Regions from separate parts of the Homo sapiens genome. Here region 2 is linked to region 1. Evidence: chromatin contacts called from ENCODE Hi-C data. All regions are on one chromosome and are shown on one strand. The core of a region is the stretch at or near the end of the contact, and the rest is flanking DNA. Distances in the headings are between cores, read along the strand shown. Region 1 has its middle 98 kb from the start of SLC25A36. Region 2 holds the start of PLSCR1 (phospholipid scramblase 1).

Region 1 (2,700 bases), core at 149-2,648:
ATAAATTACCCAGTCTAGGGTATTTCTTTATAGCCATGTGAAAACAGACTAATACAAAGGGTTTTGGCTTGGAGCTTCTGAGGCAGCTGGCCTGAGATAACAAAGCCAGAAAAGCAGAAACAAGAGGCAGAGAATGAGGGAGTCCTGATGGTGGTAGAATCCCTGGGTTCAGTTGCTCTTAAGCCCAGTTTTCCCTTCCCTTCCTGATTATGCCTGTTAATCTATTTCTTCTTTTTGGGGGCTTGGTTTACTTCACTTGCAGCAGAACAAATATATTGAGCAAGTTATTTAACTCCCTCTGAGCCTCAATTTTCTCATCTGTCCAATCTGGTTAGTGATGTTTAACCTGTGTGATTTAAGGTGTTCTTATGAGACTCGAAGGAGAGAATGTCCACAGAACTTCTTTGAGGTCCATCTTTGTGATCATGACAATGTGCACCTTTTATCTCTTAGTCAGCAATATGCAGTTTACTTCTGCTTTTCCCCAAGGAGGATTTCTGGAGTTAGCATGAGCAACTGGGCTGCATAATTTAGGAAATTGTTAGTTTGGGTTGGAAGGCCATGGTGCCTGTCATGGGTGGTTCTCTGAGCATGCTCAAATCCTGGAATGTGTGCTCCTTTCACTCATTACCCTGACCTTTCCTGTCCTTGACACTTTTTCTCATAGATGTTGCAAATATTGAGGAGCAAAGCTTTTTTTGGATGAGTGTCAAAGCCTTTTATTTTCATTATTTTTATTTTCTTGAGCTCCTGGGAGACTTTCTTCTTCATTAACAGTGTCACACAGAGAACTTGTATGCCTCAGGCTTTGAGCTAAAACTGTTTAAAGTGAAAGCAGCTGCTTTTGCAGAGCAGTCGCACCCTCAGATCCCCCGAGAATGCAATTGGATAATGAAGTGCAGACTCTTTGACCAGGGCTCTGCTGGTCGAGGATGCCCTGCCTGCTTCAGCAAATATGGGGCCATTTAAAGCCTGGCTCCTCACAGCTTCTCCAAATGGTCTTCCCCATCTCCAGCTGCACCCTCCCAGCCAGTCCAAGTGTCTGAGACCTGGAGTGTCCATGTAAATTTGAATTTTTTTTCTCTAGCTGTCACATCCATTTAAACCACTGTCATCTCATTTCTTCACTATGTCAGCTTCATTCTCTGTGGCTCAGAGCATGCCTGGTGCCTCCAAGCTACCCGGAGATTGCTGAGTGACTTGCATCTTCTGAGCTCCAGTTCTGCATTCTCCCTAAACCAGTCATTAAGTCTCAGTGGCCACCTGCCATGTTTAGCACTACAGGTCTAAATTGAAAGTCATCCAGCCCTCTACTCTCAGTTCCTCATTCAGCCTGTTTATTTCTCATCCTCCTGCCCTGTCTTTCTTCCTCTATCCCAGGCTCCGACCTTCAGACTTATCTTGACCCTTCACTTTAACTTGCCTTACAGATCCAGGCAGTGCCTGCTGATTTGTTGATTGATTGTTTCATCCAATCAAATTACCAAGGACTCTCTGTCAGACCCTGTGTAGGTGCCAGGGAGACAGAAAATAGAGCTGCTGTCTCTCGGTCTAGTGACTGGACCACTGAGGCAGAACAGCTCTGCCCAGAGCCCAAGGCCAGATGAATGCTCCTTAAACTGGCTTGCTGTGCATTTCACTCCTCTGGGAAAAATCCATCATGGCTCTCCATTGTTCATGGAATGAAGTCTAACTTCAGTCTAAAGCTGTCCAATACCACAGCCTCTGGTCGCATGTGGCTATTGAGTGTTTGAAATGTGGCCAGTCTAAATTAAGATGTGTGATAAGTGTACAATAAATACAGGATTTCTAAGAGCTAGCACAAAATAAAAAAAAATCATTAATTTTATTTAATTGCATGTCAAAATCATAATTTATATATTGGGTTAAAGAAAATATTGTTAAAATTAATACTTTTTTTACTTAAAAATTTAACATGGTATATAAAGGTTTTCCAGAGAAATAGAATCAGTAGGATCGATAGATAGATATAGATATATTGGAGGATTTATTTTTTGAATTGTCTCACATGATTATGGGGGCTAAGAAGTCTCATGACATGCCATCTGCAAGCTGAAGCACCAGGGAAGCTGGTGGGGTAATTCGGTCCGAATCTGAAGGCCCGGGAAGCAGGAGAGTTGATAGTGCAACTCTCAATCTGAGGCCAAAGGCCTAAGAAACTGGGGGGCTGCTGGTGTAAGTTCCAGTATCTGAAGGCCTCTTAGCCTGGAGTTCTGATGTCTGAGGGCAGGAGAAGGTGGATGTCCCAGCCCCAGAAGAGAGAGTGAATTCTTCCTTTGCCTCTTTTGTTCTCTCTGGGCCCTCAGTGAATTGGTGATGCCTGCCTACGTTGGTGAGGATGTATCCTTTTTACTCAGTCTACTGATTCAACTGCTAATCTCTTCTGGAAACACTCTCACAGACATTCCCAGAAATAATGTTTCAGCAGCTTTCTGGTTATCCCTTAACCCAGCCAAGTTGACACATAAAATTAACCACCACACATGGCTATCAGAAAATCTAGAATTACTGGCTGGGTGTGGTGGCTCACGCCTGTAACCCAGCACTTTGGGAGGCCGAGGTGGGCGGATCACGAAGTCAGGAGATCGAGACCATCTTGGCTAACACAGTGAAACCCTGTCTCTACTAAAAATACAAAAAATTAGCTGGGTGTGGTGGCATGTGCCTGTAGTCCCAGCT
Region 2 (2,700 bases), core at 133-2,632, 5.7 Mb before region 1:
TCCATGACCCATTTGTGAGTAAGTCAGGTGAATCGATTTTGTCCGTACTAGAAGAGGATCAATTGCTTGAGATCACAAATGATGGTGGCCTTAAAAGTATGTTTGAGACAGCTTCAAATCCCATGTTCTGGATTAAACTCAAGGTGGGATATCCTGAGATTGCCACAAAAGCACTGAAGAGTCTGCTTCCATTTCCAACATGCTATCTTTGTGAAGCAGGATTTTCTGCAGTGACAGCAACCAAAACAAGATTACGGAGTAGACTGGACATAAGCAACACACTTCTGGTGTCACTGTCTCCCACCGTTCCCAGATGGGACCTTCTAATTGCAGGAAAACAAGGTCAGGGCTCCCACTGATTCCACATTATGGTGAGTTGTATAATTATTTTATTATATATTACAATGTAATAATAATAGAAGTAAAGTGCGCAATACACGTAATGTGCTTGAATCATCCTGAAACCGTCTGCCACCCGGCCCTGGTCCATGGAAAAATCCTCTTCCGTGAAACTGGTCCCTGGTGCCAAAAAGGTTGGGGACCACTGGTTTATCCAGGGTCATCCAGGTTGGAGTGGGGTCAGGAGAAATGGGGAAATTTAGGTAAAAGTATACAAAGTTACAAACACGTAGGATGAACAAATGGGAAGACCTAATGTACAACATGAGGGCTATAGTTAATGATAGTGGTATTCAGGATTTATGCTAAATAAGTAGATTATAGCTGCTCTTGCCCCAAGGGGGGAAATGTGTAATTATAGGAGTTGATGGATATGTCATACAAATAACTTAAATACACAGAATAAAAACTATTTTAGTTTAAAAAGGAACAATATTTATAAAAAAATAAAGTGAGCTCGAAAACATTCAAATAACTGCTTAAAAATTAAAAAGTAATATCACATAATTTAATAGAAGGAAAGAAAGAGCAAGACAGCAAGAAAGAAAAGGCACCATAAAGAAAAACAATTTTGGCCCCTCCTCATTTGTAGTCTTAAGCTGCCTCTACTCCCTCGCCTTGAAAAGCCACGGGCTTCCGAGGGATGGAGGTCAAAGCCAGAGTAAAGAAAGTTCCCGGGGGAGGCCACTCCCCAGCTGATGACTTTCCAGTTCCAGTTAGTGTCGGAGTCCCAGTTCCTCTCCTTAACCACCGGACAAACGTCTCTGGAGTCTCTCCAATGAGCAAGAAAGCAAGTCGGGGGTAGGGGAGGGGCCTCACACCAGGGGGTGGGCGCAGTCCCTCCTCCAGCTCCTTCACCCTCCAGTAGTCTCGTGGGTCCCCGAGCGCCAGCGCGGGAACCGGGAAAAGGAAACCGTGTTGTGTACGTAAGATTCAGGAAACGAAACCAGGAGCCGCGGGTGTTGGCGCAAAGGTTACTCCCAGACCCTTTTCCGGCTGACTTCTGAGAAGGTTGCGCAGCAGCTGTGCCCGGCAGTCTAGAGGCGCAGAAGAGGAAGCCATCGCCTGGCCCCGGCTCTCTGGACCTTGTCTCGCTCGGGAGCGGAAACAGCGGCAGCCAGAGGTGCGCGGGCGGCTTTCTCTGCCGCCTCCTGGGGACTTGGGCGCGGGAACTGCGCGGAGCCTGCGCTGGGGCCAGGGCCGGGGTCAGGTGTGGAGGGCAACTTGTGGGGAACCGGCGCGAGGGCCCGCAGGTTGTGTTTGCTGCTCTGGGGGTGGAGGATGTGGGGTGAAGGTTGGGGCCAGAAATGCAAGAGGCCTCTGAAAGGGACCCTGGAAGTGGAGCAGGTACACGGCAAGGGGCCCCAGGCGGCCCAGCGGCACCCGGGCTCACCCCAGAACCATTCGAATGACAAGGGGTGCCCTGCCTGAAAACGCCTTGCGGGGCTCAGCTTCCCCTTAGCTACACTGCTTTACAGGTAGAGAGCGGCCCTGAATCCTGGGTAGAGTCTGGGCTCAGGAGCATGTGCCAGCGTAGTGGGGCTATTAGAAGGAATGGTTAATACAGCCTGCAAGCTGTCATTTATCAGTAAGTATTCAATGAAGTCCGCCGGAGCCCACATCTATGCTAGGCCCTCTACAATACCAGCTTAGGAAAGATAGTGGCGGTATCTAGCACGGTTCCTAAGACCATTAGCTCCAGTCAGGCTCCCCGACTTTAAATTCGGCCTCTACTGCTTCACGTCTGTGGACTGTCAGCCACTTTCTTCTTATATATGTTCTTTCCATTGCCTCATCTCTGAAATTGTGTAACTATTAAATGAGCTACAGAGTATTAATGTAAAATTCTTAGAGCAGTGCCTGGCGCTACAGAAAGTACTCAGTGAAAGTTAGCTCTTATTATTTTAAATATTTGACAAAGTTCCTGCTTCTCCAAGCTGATTCTCTGGTTCCCAGGTGGTTTCATTCATGCACTGTTATTCCTGGAAGTCTTGGCATGGCCACTTCCCAGTTCCAGGAACAGGCAGTCGTTGTTTTTTCTGGCTTATCACATTGAGATACATGGTTACTACAAGTGACACTTAAACGTGTCAGACAGTTTGGGGGCTCCCTTCTTGAACTTTTTCTAAGAGCAAACCTTTGTCTTAATGCCACCCTGTTTACAACAATAGTAGGGCTTTGAACAATGAGAAAATGCGGGGAAATGAAAAAGACATATAAAGGGAAAGAGTGGATTTATGCAATTGGATAGAAAAGTGGCATGTAAAATAGCTGGTTTATAGATCAAACTGCCTTTAGATC

What was found. Hi-C counts contacts between places; a loop is a spot of excess contacts on that map. Pooled maps may share reads with other maps.
Region 2: a loop to region 1 is called in a map with no recorded cell type, with 13 times the contacts of the local background. The contact joins the promoter of PLSCR1 here to the enhancer-like site in region 1. A Hi-C loop is called at or near these places in 2 of 37 single-sample maps with no recorded cell type and 1 of 50 pooled maps.

What each region holds. Positions count from the first base shown.
Region 1 is chr3:140,842,034-140,844,733 of GRCh38, reverse strand. No RefSeq gene overlaps it. Among named protein-coding and RNA genes, the nearest start is that of SLC25A36, 98 kb to the left of the region's middle. Within about 2 kb of position 1,398, at least 3 of the 41 ENCODE cell types and tissues checked have a DNase peak (open chromatin) inside an H3K27ac peak, as active enhancers do.
Region 2 is chr3:146,543,289-146,545,988 of GRCh38, reverse strand. It overlaps PLSCR1 (phospholipid scramblase 1), which reads left to right and starts at 1,382. Exons shown (of 9, transcript NM_021105.3): 1 at 1,382-1,522. RefSeq lists an enhancer at 1,053-1,532.